2 separate regions of the Homo sapiens genome follow, and region 2 is linked to region 1. A link is an interaction called in ENCODE POLR2A ChIA-PET data of the cell type or tissue named here. Cell type or tissue: PC-9. All regions are shown on one strand. Each heading gives the region's core, and the rest is flanking DNA. Links, peaks and the distances in the headings are about the cores only.

Region 1 (6,020 bases), core at 440-5,439:
CTGGAGTGCAGTGGCAAGGTCTAGGCTCACTGCAACCTCGGCCTTCTGGGTTCAAGTGATTCTCCTGCCTCAGCCTCTTAAGTAGATGGGATTACAGGCTCCCACCACCACATTCCGCTAATTTTTTTTAATATTTTTAGTACAGACTGCATTTCTTTCTTTTTTTTTTTTTTTTTGAGACGGAGTCTCGCCCTGTCCCCCAGGCTGGAGTGCAGTGGTGTGATCTCCGCTCACTGCAAGCTCCACCTCCCAGGTTCACGCCATTCTCCTGCCTCAGCCTCCCTAGTAGCTGGGACTACAGGGGCCCGCCACCACACCCGGCTAATTGTATTTTTAGTAGAAACGTGGTTTCACCGTGTTAGCCAGGATGGTCTGGATCTCCTGACCTCGTGATCCGCCCGACTCGGCCTCCCAAAGTGCTGGGATTACAGGCGTGAACCACCGCGTCTGGCCAGTACAGACTGCATTTCACCATGTTGGCCAGGCTGGTCTTGAACTCCTGACCTCAAGTAATCCGCCCACCTCAGCCTCCCAAAGTGCTGGAATTACAGGTGTGAGCCACCTCGCTGGGCCTTTAAAAAAAAAAAAAAAAAAAAGAAAAACAGAAAAAATTATTTATTTATTTATTTATGTATTTTGAGACAGGGTCTCATTCCCATCACCCAGGTGGGAGTGCTGTGGCATGATCACGGCTCATTGCAGCCTCAACCTCTCAGGCTTAAGAGATCCTCCTGCCTTATTTTTTGATTTTTTGGTAGAGATGAGGTCTCACTATGTTGTCCAGGCTGGTCTGGAATTCCTGGGCTCAAGCAATCCCCCTGCTTAAGACTCCCAAAGTGCTGGGATTACAGGTGTGAGCCACTGCACCCAGCTATTTATTTGTTGAGAAAGAGTCTCACTATGTTGCCCAGGCTAGAGTTCAGGGGCACAGTCATGGATCACTGCAGCCTTGACCTCCCGGGCTCAAATGATCCTCCCACCTCAGCCTTCTGAGTAGCTAGGACTATAGGTGCATGCCACCACACCTGGCTAATTTTTGTATTTTTCGTAGAGACAGGGTCTCACTATGTTGTTTATGGTTGGTCTCAAACTCCTGGCCTCAAGTGATTCTCCCACTTTGGCCCCCCAAAGTGCTGGGATTACAGGCATGAGCCACTGCACCTGGCCTACACGTTTATTTTATTTTATTCTATTTTTTTTTAAAAAAAGCATAGGCATGGTGGCTCATGCCTGTAACCCCAGCACTTTGGGAGGTCAAGGCGGGCGGATCACCTGAAGCCGGGAGTTCCAGACCAGCCTGACCAACATGGAGAAACCCTGTCTCTACTAAAGATACAAAATTAGCCAGGCATGGTGGTGCATGCCTGTAATCCTGGCTACTCAGGAAGCTGAGGCAGGAGAATCACTTGAACCCGGGAGGCGGAGGTTGCGGTGAGCCGAGATGGTGCCATTGCACTCCAACCTGGGCAACAAGAGCGAAACTCCATCTCAAAAAAAAAAAAAAAAAAAAAAGGGATGGGGTCTTCTTATGTTGCCCAGGCTGGTCTCAAGCTCTTGAGCTCAAGTGATCCTCCCACCTTGGCCTCCCAAAGTGTTGGGGTTACAGGCGTGAGCCACCAGGCCTTGCCTACATGTTTATTTTTGACTGTGCTTTTGTGGTCTGTGTAATATTGGAGGGAGCTTTCCTCTTTGGTTGGAAGACTGAGGCAGCTATCACGGGAAAGAAGGTGGTCAGGGTCTATTTCCCTGCAAGGAATTTTGTGGCCAATTAGCACATTGTCATTGTTGTTGTCTCTTTATGTGACTTGGTGGATGTATACAAATAAGCATCTCCCTGAGAGGAGGTTATTTTCAGTTCATTAAGATTTCATGAGTGCCTACTATGTGTCTATTATTGTGCTGTGTGATGGAGATAGGACAATAGAGGCAGGCAGGGACACAATCCCTTCTCCCCATGGCTCTTATAGTTCATCTGGCAAGACAAGCATAAATGGTTAGAGGTTGTTGAATGTGGTAACAAGTGACATTTAGACTGAGACCTGAAAGATGAGTGTGAGTTGTGCAAGAGGGAACAGCATGTGCAAAAGGCTGGATTTGGGGAGCAAGAGTAAGATGAATCTGAGGAGCATCAAAGGAGCATCAGCAAGTTCAGTGTAGCTAGAGGGCGAGGTGATCTGGGTCTTGTATTTCCCAGGCTGGAGTGCAGTGGTGCCACCATAGCTCACTGAAGCCTGGAATGCCTGAGCTCAAGCCACCCTCCTGCCTCAGCCTGCTGAATAACTTGTAGCTAGGACTACAGGCATGAACTAACTTTGTTTTTCTTTTTGTAGAGATGGGGTCTCACTATGTTGCCTAAGCTGGTCTTGAATTATTGGACTGAAGCAATCCTCCCACCTTGGCCTCCCAAAGCACTGGGATTATAGGTGTGATGTAGTGCACCCAGCCTGCTTTAAGGATTTTGAATATTGTCCTAAAGATGAAAAGCAATTGTAATATTTGAAGCAAGGGAATAATCCTGCTGAGAGGAATAATCAAACTTGCATTTTAAAAGGGAAACTGAGGCCGGGCATGGTGGCTTATGCCTGTAATCCCAGCACTTTGGGAGGCCGAGGTGGGCGGATCACCTGAGGTAGGAAGTTCAAGACCAGCCTGACCAACATGGAGAAACCCCCTCTCTACTAAAAGTACAAAATTCGCTGGGTGCGGTGGCACATGCCTGTAATCCCAGGTATTCGGGAGGCTGAGGCAGGAGAATTGCTTGAACCCAGAGGCGAAGTTTGCGGTGAGCTGAGATCGTGCCATTGCACTCCAGCCTGAGCAACAAGAGCGAAACTCTGTCTCAAAACAAACAAACAAAACAACAACAACAACAACAACGAAAGACAAAAAAACATGGTTGGGTGCGGTGGCTCACTCCTGTAATCCCAACACTTTGGGAAGCTGAGGCAGACGTGTCACGGAGGTCGGGAGTTTGAGACCAGCCTGACCAACATGGTGAAACTCTGTCTCTACTGAAAAAATACAAAAATTAGCTAGGCGTGGTGGCAAGCGCCTATAATCCCAGCTATTCGGGGAAACTGGCAATTGGATAAGCCTTATTTATTTATTTATTTATCTACTTATTTATTATTATTTTTTTCGATGGAGTCTTTTTGCCCTTGTTGCCCAGGCTGGAGTGCAATGGCGTGATCTCAGCTCACTGCAACCTCTGCCTCCTGGGTTCAAGCAATTCTCCTGCCTCAGCCTCCCAAGTAGCTGGGATTACAGGCATGTGCCATCACGCCCGGCTAATTTTGTATTTTTAGTAGAGACGGAGTTTCACCATGTTGGTCAGGCTGGTCTCAAACTCCTGACCTCAGGTGATCCACCTGCCTCAGCATCCCAAAGTGTTGGGATTACAGGTGTGAGCTACCACACTTGGTCGGATAGGACTTTTTAGATAGCCCTTATCCCTGTGTAGATTGGTCCTCGGTTGAGCATTTGAATGTCCTTGCTCTAGTTTCAATCACAAGAAGGAAATGCTCCCACTCCCACACGGAGTGTGTTATGGGAGCAGATGGTGGGAGCAGTGTAGAGAAATTGGAGCAGGATAGGATAGAATAGGAACTGAACAGAATTGAAGGTGATACCACCAGCCCTGGCTTTGCTTCTCTCAGAAACCTAAACGGTGTCTTAACATCTCTCCTTGGGACTGCAAAACCTAAGAACACAGTTGTCTGATTTCAAACCATATGATGTCCAAACAGAAGTCCTTTGAACTGGGTACTTCTTCTCTGCTATTCTCTTTTGCTTTCCAGCCATCCGTTCAGCAGTGCCTTGGCTTAGCTTGGAGCTGAAGGCCACAAGCTGAGATAGAGCTGTCACCCTAAGAACCAGGCCTGGGGTGAACATTGCAGCTGCCCAGGGAACAGCTGGTTAAGCCCCCAGCAGCTGCAGCAGCTGGGATTCTACCCAACATTTGATCTGGGATTAATCCCATTTCCTCCACACACATCCCATCCTTGTTCTAGTCCCTGGCTAGTCTATAGTATCTTGCAGAATCTTTGAGAATAGATATTGCAGATCTCTTCCTTAAATAGGCTGAAGACAAAGTCACCCACCTTCTCCTTCTCTTGGAAGCAGCTGGCCCAAAGCACCTTAGGACCACTACAGAAAGGAGGATATAGGTTTCTCGCTCTCTCTGCCCCCTTTCCCTCTCTATATATTTCAATAAATTGACTAGGATGGAGTAGTCTTTAAATTGTCTGATTTTCAATAACTTAGAATTGTCCAAAGATGAAGGGACTTCTTTGTTGAGACGGGAGGAGTATTTCCTTTATCTTTGAAAGATTGTACCAAGGCCTAGAAACTATTGGTGGGGTGTCTGGGGAGGATCAAACATCATGCCAGTGGTTGTCACTTTTAAACTGATTGCTTCTCACTTAACTGTGATTCTACAGTTAAAAACAATAGGGCTATATATTCTGCTTGGTTCCTATTCACCAGCTGTGTGGTCTTGAGTAAACAGAGGCTACCATTAGGTACTTCCATGGAGTTGGAAATGAAGAGGTGCTCTGAGATTTAAACAAGGTGAATCAACACAAGAAGGCACAAGGCAGTTCCTCCCAGATCCAAACCTGACTCTCTCCCTTCCACAAATATTTATTAAGCCCCTGCAAATACTAATAGGCATTGTACCATGTTAAGGATTTTGATATCTTTCTAGAGACACAGGCAGTCATTTTAGTGGAATAAATTAATTTAATTAGGTTTTAGCTTGGAGGAGTAGTCTGATCAAATTTGGATTTTATTTTATTTATAGATGGAGTCTCGCTCTGTCACCAGGAGTGCAGTGGCGCAATCTTGGCTCACTGCAAGCTCCTCCTCCTGGGTTCAAGCGATTCTCGTGCCTCAACCTCCCGAGTAGCTGGGATTACAGGGATGCACCACCACGCCCAGCTAGTTTTTTGTATTTTTAGTAGAGACGGGGGTTTCACCATGTTGGCCAGGATGGTCTCGATCTCCTGACCTCATGATCCAGCCGCCTTGGCCTCCCAAAGTGCTGGGATTACAGGCGTGAGCCACCGCGCTGGCAAAATTTGCATTTTAAAAAGATCACTCTTTTAGCTGGTAATGGTGGCGGTTGCCTATAATCCCAGTTACTCAGGAGGCTGAGGCAGGAGAATTGTTTGAACCTGGGAGGCAGAGGTTGCAGTGAGCCGAGGTCGTGCCACTGCACTCCAGCCTGGGCAACAAGAACGAAACTCCATCTCAAAAAAAAAAAAAAAAAAAAAGAAGTGGCCCAGCAGAGAGGGAGTAGGGGAATCAACATTCCAACCTTCTCTCCTCTATCTTCCAGTCTGTGGCCAAACACTTCCTATTAGCTAAAGCTAGCTGGAAGCCAGAGGGCATTACTGCTGTCTATAAAGGTCAGCCTTCCAGGAGCAAATGCAGGATGAAGAAGGGTAAAGGAAGATCTGGAGGGGTAAATGGAAAATGTGAGTTAATAAGAACCAGAACTCTAATGTCTGAGTCTTTAGAGAAGGGTCTTCAGATTAGAAAGAACATGACCATGACAGGGAGCACCTGAAAATAACTTATTAGCTAATTTAAATCTAAGAAGCATGGCAGTTTGCATTTTAAATTAAAAAAAAATTGGTGCTATGACTGAAATTCAAGTTTGCATTTTATCTTAAATCTGTGTTTACATTTTTTTTTTTTTTTTTTTGAGATGGAGTCTCACTCTGTCGCCCAGGCTGGAATGCAGTGGCGCGATCTTGGCTTGCTGCAACCTCCACCTCCCAGGTTCAAGCAATTCTCTGCCTCAGCCTCCCGGGTAGCTGGGATTACAGGTGCCCACCACCACGCCCAGCTAATTTTTGTATTTTTAGTAGAGATGGGGTTTCACCATCTTGGACAGGCTGGTCTTTTTTTTTTTTTTTTTTTTTTTGAGCTAGAGTCTCGTTCTGTCACCCAGGCTGGAGTGCAGTGGCACAATCTCAGCTCACTGCAAGCTCCGCCTCCTGGGTTCACACCCTTCT
Region 2 (6,020 bases), core at 741-5,740, 290 kb after region 1:
AGCCTGAGGCAGGAGAATTGCTTGAACCCAGGAGGCAGAGGTTGCAGTGAGCCAAGGTTGTGCCACTGCACTCCAGCCTGGGCGACAGAGCGAGACTCCGTCTCAGAAAAAAAAAACAAAAAAAACAAAAAACAACACACACAATAGCCAAGATATGGAATCACCCTGAGTGTCCATCAACAGAAAAATGGATAAAGAAAATGCAGTATACAGTATATATATTATGTAATAATATTCAGCCATAAAAAAGAATGAAATTTTGCAATTTATGGCAATATGGATGAACCTGGAGGATATTATGCTAAGTGAAATGAGCCCAGCACAGAAAGACAAATGCCATGTGATCTCTTTTTTTTTTTGAGACGGAATCTCTCTGTCACCTAGGCTGGAGTGCAATGGTGTGGTCTTGGCTCACTGCAACCTCCACCTCCTGGGTTCAAATGATTCTCCTGCCTCAGCCTCCCAAGCAGCTGGTACTACAGGTGCATGCCACCACACCCGGCTAATTTTTGTATTTTTAGTAGAGACGGGGTTTCACTGTGTTGGCCAGGCTGGTCTCGAACTCCTGACCTCATGATCCGCCCGCCTTAGCCTCCCAAAGTGCTGGGATTACAGGCATGAGCTATTGCACCTGGCCATGATCTCATTTATACGTGGAATCTTAGAAAGTTGAACTTGTAGAAAAAGTAGAATGGCAGTTACCGGAGGCTGGGGAGTGGGAGGATTGGGCCGAAATGAAGTTGGCCAAAGGATACAAAATCTGTTAGATGAGAGGAATAAGTTCAAGACATCTATTGCACAACGTGGTGAATAGAGTTAATAGCAATGCATCTTATACTTGAAATTGCTAAAAGAGTAGATTTTAGGTGTTCTCACCACCAAAAAAAAAAGATAAGCATGTGAAGTGATGCATATGTTAATTAGCTTGATTTAACCATTTCACAATGTATACATATTTCAAAACATGTTGTACACAATTTACGTACATATATATAATTTTTATTTGTCAATTTAAATAAATAAATAAATGTTAAAATTAGGGGGAATTTCTTAGTGTCAAAATAACATTACCCGGCCGGGCACGGTGGCTCACGCCTGTAATCCCAGCACTTTGGGAGGCCCAGGCGGGCGGATCATGCGGTCAGGAATTCAAGAACAGCCTGACCAACATGGTGAAACCCTGTCTCTACTAAAAATACAAAAATTAGCCGGTCTTGGTGGCACGCGCCTGTAATCCCAGCTACTCAGGAGGCCGAGGCAGGAGAATCACTTGAACCCGGGAGATGGAGGTTGCAGCGAACCTGAGATCCTGCCACTGAACTTCAGCTGGGTGACAGTGCGAGACTCCGTCTCAAAAAAAAATAAAAAAATAAAAAAATAACATTACCCTTCCCTAACACAATTAAACATAATTCCATCTAATATCCAGCACACTTTCAAGTTTCATCATTTGTAAGAGGGGTTAACTTTGATGGGTTTGGGTGGGGGAAGAATTTAAAAAGCCCTCAAGAAGGAAGTGGCATTTTGAGGAGTCCTTGAAAGATGACTAACAGCTACCACATTGTGACAGGCAAACCTGAGATGGCCACAAATGATCCCCACGTCTTGGTATTCATGCCCTTGAGTAATCCCCTCCCCTTGACTGTGGGCTGGCCTAGAGACTTACTTCTGATCCATCAGAAGGTGATGGACGGCACTTCTATAATGAGGCTATAAGAGACCATTGACTTCTGTTTGCTAGCGGAATCTCTTCTTGCTGGCTTGGATGAAGACATGCTGCCATGTGGCAGAGGCCTAAGGGAAAGGTGCCTGAGGCCCTCAGTCCAGCAGCCCAGCCCATATGGAACTGAATCCTATCAACGACCACATGAGCTTGGAATTGGATCCTTCCTTATTCCAACCATAGATGAGACTGAAGCCTCAGCTAACATCTTGCTTGTAGCTTTGTGAGACCTTGAAGTAGAGGACCCCACTGAGCTATGCTCAGTCTCCTGATAGGCAGAAACTATGAAACAGTAAACGTGTGTTGCTTTAGGCTGCTAAATGTGTGGTAATTTGTTACGCAGCAATAGAGAACTAATACACTTGTTTAATAAAAATGGCCTTGTGCATGGAAGTCATTGCTATCCTCCCTTTTTTACTAAGGGGGAAACTAAGGCCCAGAAAGGCTTGATGAATTGCCCAACACATACCAGTCATCTTGATTGTAAAAACAGAAACAGACTCCAACTAATGGGAGCAGAAATGACATTTGTTGGAAGGATAGTGAATAACTTGCTCACAGAACTGATAGAAAGGCAAGAGTATAAGGCGTAAAAAACAGGCAGGAACAAAGAGAAATTAGGCAGCAGGAATGATAGGAGGGTCAAGTTCGGGCTTCTGACACTGCTGCTGAAAGCAGAATGAATTCTAAACCGCTCTTGCTTCTTCACACCCCCCAGCTCCAGACTCTAAGCTTTTGGTAGGAGTGGCCAGTCATCTGAGCTTGGGTCAGCGGGTTGGTGACTGGGATCAGTTCACAGTAGGTGCTCAAACATGGTTAATTCAACTCATAAAAGACGAATCTGGCATTGCGTATAAAACTAGATGGAGGGTGCGCTCATCCCTCCAACACCCAGAGACCAGTGTTCCAGCCCTTCCCTGATTTCCAGAATTTCCCATACTGCCCCTAGGAGCCGTGAGCCAGAGAAGACTATAGATTGAGTAGCGAAAAGTTGGGAACTAACTATGGGCTGCAGTACCATGATTGTGCCACCAGAGGGCATACAAGACCCAGACATTTACTAAGGTGGGGACGAGGGAATAGGTGCTGGCGGAATGGGATAGTGAAGACTGAGGAAGTCTGGGCTCTGGAAACCCAGAGAAGGACTAGCAGTGGTGTGGGCACCAAGAGTTGCCTCATCCTCATGGCCCTAGCTGTACTCCCTCTCCACTCTGGAAGCTTTGGGCTCTCCTGGTCTTTGCTCTGAGACCTTTAAGAGGACTTTGGACTCTTCTTTTTATGGCATCAATTCTCCAACTGTAAATACTGCCCCCACCCCATCAGTTCCAGATCGGCATTGGAATAGAGTGCAGGGGTGGGTAGGGTGGGGTAATGGGTGTGCCTCTCGCCCTGCAAATGGGGTGAGGTTGGGATGGGCAGTAGCTTCCTCAAACTAGAGCTCCTATGGCAGTAGGGCAGAAGGAGGTGGAGTGGGCCTTCTCCTCTGGGCTGTAACTTCCAGTGCGTAGCACAGCGCCTGGGACGTGGTAGGAACTCAATAAATATTTGTCGATTGTTGATAATTATTTGATATGCATAAACCATGCAGAGAGAGCCAAGGCAGGTCATTAGGGTACTCCAACTCCAAAACATTTCCTGAGTCCTTCCACTTCTCAGCAGCCCCGCCCTCTATCACCATCCTTGTCCAAGCCACTGTTTCCACCTGGACCACTATAATAGCTTTCTAAGTGGTTTCCCTTGCATCCCTTGATCCCACAATTTATTCTCCACTCAGCAGCTACCATGATCCTTTAAAACCATAAATCAGATCGTGCCACTTCTGAGCTTAACACCTTCCAAAGGCTTCTCATTACACTTTCAATGAAATCCAAACTCCTTTCCCTGGCCTAAGAGCTTCTCCACTAGCTAGGGCATGCCTCCCTTTCTGACCTCATCTTATACTTTCTTCCTTCAACACATGGGCTTCAGCCTCACTGACTTTCTGTTTCTTAAGCACCGTGAGCTTGCTATTGCCTTAGGGCTTTTGCATTAGCTGTTCCCTCTGAAATGCTCTTTACCCAGATTCTTTGCATGGCTGACTCCTTGTCATTCAGGTCTGCATGTACATAGCACTTCCTTATAGGGACCTTTCTTGACAGCCATACCTAGGTTTCTACCCCAGTCACTTCCTATCGATCCTGGGTTCTAATTGTCATCATAGCACTTATCATCAACTATCTTCTCATCTATTCTTTTTTTTTTTTCCCGAGATGGAGCCTTGCTTTGTCACCCAGGCTGGAGTGCAGTGGCAGGATCTCAGCTCACTGCAACCTCCGCCTCCAGGGTTCAAGCAATTATCCTGCCTCAGCCTGCTGAGTAGCTGGGATTACACACACCCGGCTAATTTTCGTATTTTTAGTAGAGATGGGGTTTCACCATGTTGGCCAGGCTCGTCTTGAACTCCTGACCTTGCAATCCACCAGCTTTGGCCTCCCAAAGTGCTGGGATTACAGGCATGAGCCACCATGCCCAGCTTATTCTTTTTTTTGTTTTGTTTTTTTTTGAGACAGTGTCTCGGTCTGTCACCCAGGCTGGAGTGCAGTGGTGCAATCACGGCTCACTGCAACCTTGCCCTCCTGGGCTCAAGTGATCCTCCTGCCTCAGCCTCCTGAGTAAGCTGGAACCACAGGTGCACAGCACCACACTTGGCTAATTTTTAAAATTTTTTAGTCGAGATGAGGTCTCGCTATGTTGACCAGGCTGGTCTCAAACTCCTGAGCTCAAGCAATCCTCCTGCCAAAGTGCTGGGATTATAGGCATGAGACACTGCACCTGGCTCATCATTTTTTCATAAGTTTTTAAATAATTTTTTTTTGTAGAGATGGGGTCTCACCATGTTGCCCAGGCTGGTCTCAAACTCTTGGGCTCAAGTGATCCTTGTGCTTCAGCCTCCCAAAGTGCTGGGATTGCAGGTGTGAGCTGCCATGCCCAGCCTCATCTATTCATTTATTTCTTGTTTCCTCCCACTAGAAGGTAAGCTTAATGAGACTAGGAACTCTGTCTGCTGAGTTCAATTACTGTATCCTCAGCACCTATTAATAGAAGAGTGCCTAACACATAGTAGCGAGAGTAGGTGACAGGGCGAGACTCCATCTCAAAAATAAATAAATAAATAAATAAATAAATAAATAAATATGGGATGAATGAATAATGGATCTAAGGGGATGGGGAAGGGATTTTGTATCCCCCTGGAGTTGAGCCCATTCTCAAGGGTAGTGGTGGTGGTGGCGGTGGAAATGGAGTTGGCCAGAGCCTATTCCAACCCTGGAAGTAGAAGGGGTTGTGAGTCTCTGGAGTGGTGATGGTGGTGGTGGTGGTAGCAGCAGTGATGTTAGGGGTAGTGAAACGGACAAGGCATATTTGCTAGATTGAATGAATGTGTTTTTTTTGTTTTGTTTTGTTTTTTGAGACGGAGTCTCACTCTGTTCCCCAGGCTGTAGTGCAGTGGTGCAATCTCGGCTCACTGCAACCTCTGCCTCCCGAGTTCAAGCTATTCTCCTGCGTCAGCCTCCCCAGTAGCTGGGACTACAGGCGCGTGTCACTATACCGGGCTAATTTTTGTAGTTTTAGGAGAGACGGGGTTTCACCTTGTTGGGCAGGCTGGTCTCAAACTCCTGACTCAGGTGATCTGCCCGCCTTGGCCTCCCAAAGTGATGGGATTACAGGCACCAGCAACCGCACCCAGCTGTGAATTGTTTTTATATGTCTTTCTTACTTTCAGAAAATAAAATGTGCAGACTTTTGGTGTTTTTTCTTTTTTTTTTTTTTTGAGACGGAGTTTCGCTCTCGTTGCCCAGGCTGGAGTGCAATGGCGCGATCTTGGCTCACCGCAACCTCCGCCTTCCAGGTTCAAGCAATTCTCCTGCCTCAGCCTCCCGAGTAGCTGGGATTACAGGCATGCACCACCATGCCCGGCTAATTTTGTATTTTTATAGTAGAGACGGGGTTTCTCCATGTTGAGGCTGGTCATGAACTCCTGACCTCAGGTGATCCTCCCGCCTCGGCCTCCCAAATTGCTGGGATTACAGGCGTGAGCCACCGCGCCTGGCCAAATTGTGCAGACTTTTGATCTTTAAGACAGAAAAGCTAGGGAATGGTTGTTTGCATTGTAAAAGGAATCTTTGCTTTGTAAAAGGGCGTAGGCAGAGGCTAGTTTAGCTGTAACCCAAACAACCCAAGGAAGGCTCAGGGCACTCAAGCCTATCCGTTAGTTACATTGCAGGGTGTTTTCAACACTGCTTATGTATAGAGTGTTGTC

What was found. Peaks named below come from ENCODE experiments on the same cell type or tissue, not always from the same donor. Only the 100,000 strongest peaks of a DNase experiment are listed, where the experiment ranks them.
Region 2: POLR2A ChIA-PET joins it to region 1 with 5 read pairs; 2 of 35 experiments call an interaction of 5 or more read pairs at or near these places.

Annotation. Positions count from the first base shown.
Region 1 is chr12:49,077,873-49,083,892 of GRCh38, reverse strand. No RefSeq gene overlaps it. Among named protein-coding and RNA genes, the nearest start is that of RHEBL1, 11 kb to the right of the region's middle. In PC-9, for the core only: no CTCF peak of the experiment used is centred there; no DNase peak of the experiment used is centred there; H3K27me3 peaks cover 394 bases.
Region 2 is chr12:48,792,756-48,798,775 of GRCh38, reverse strand. No RefSeq gene overlaps it. Among named protein-coding and RNA genes, the nearest start is that of ADCY6-DT, 6.6 kb to the right of the region's middle. RefSeq lists a silencer at 2,616-2,910. In PC-9, for the core only: CTCF peaks have their summits at 2,541 and 2,745 (motif pointing right); DNase peaks (open chromatin) are centred at 1,625, 2,805 and 3,765; H3K27ac peaks cover 2,036 bases.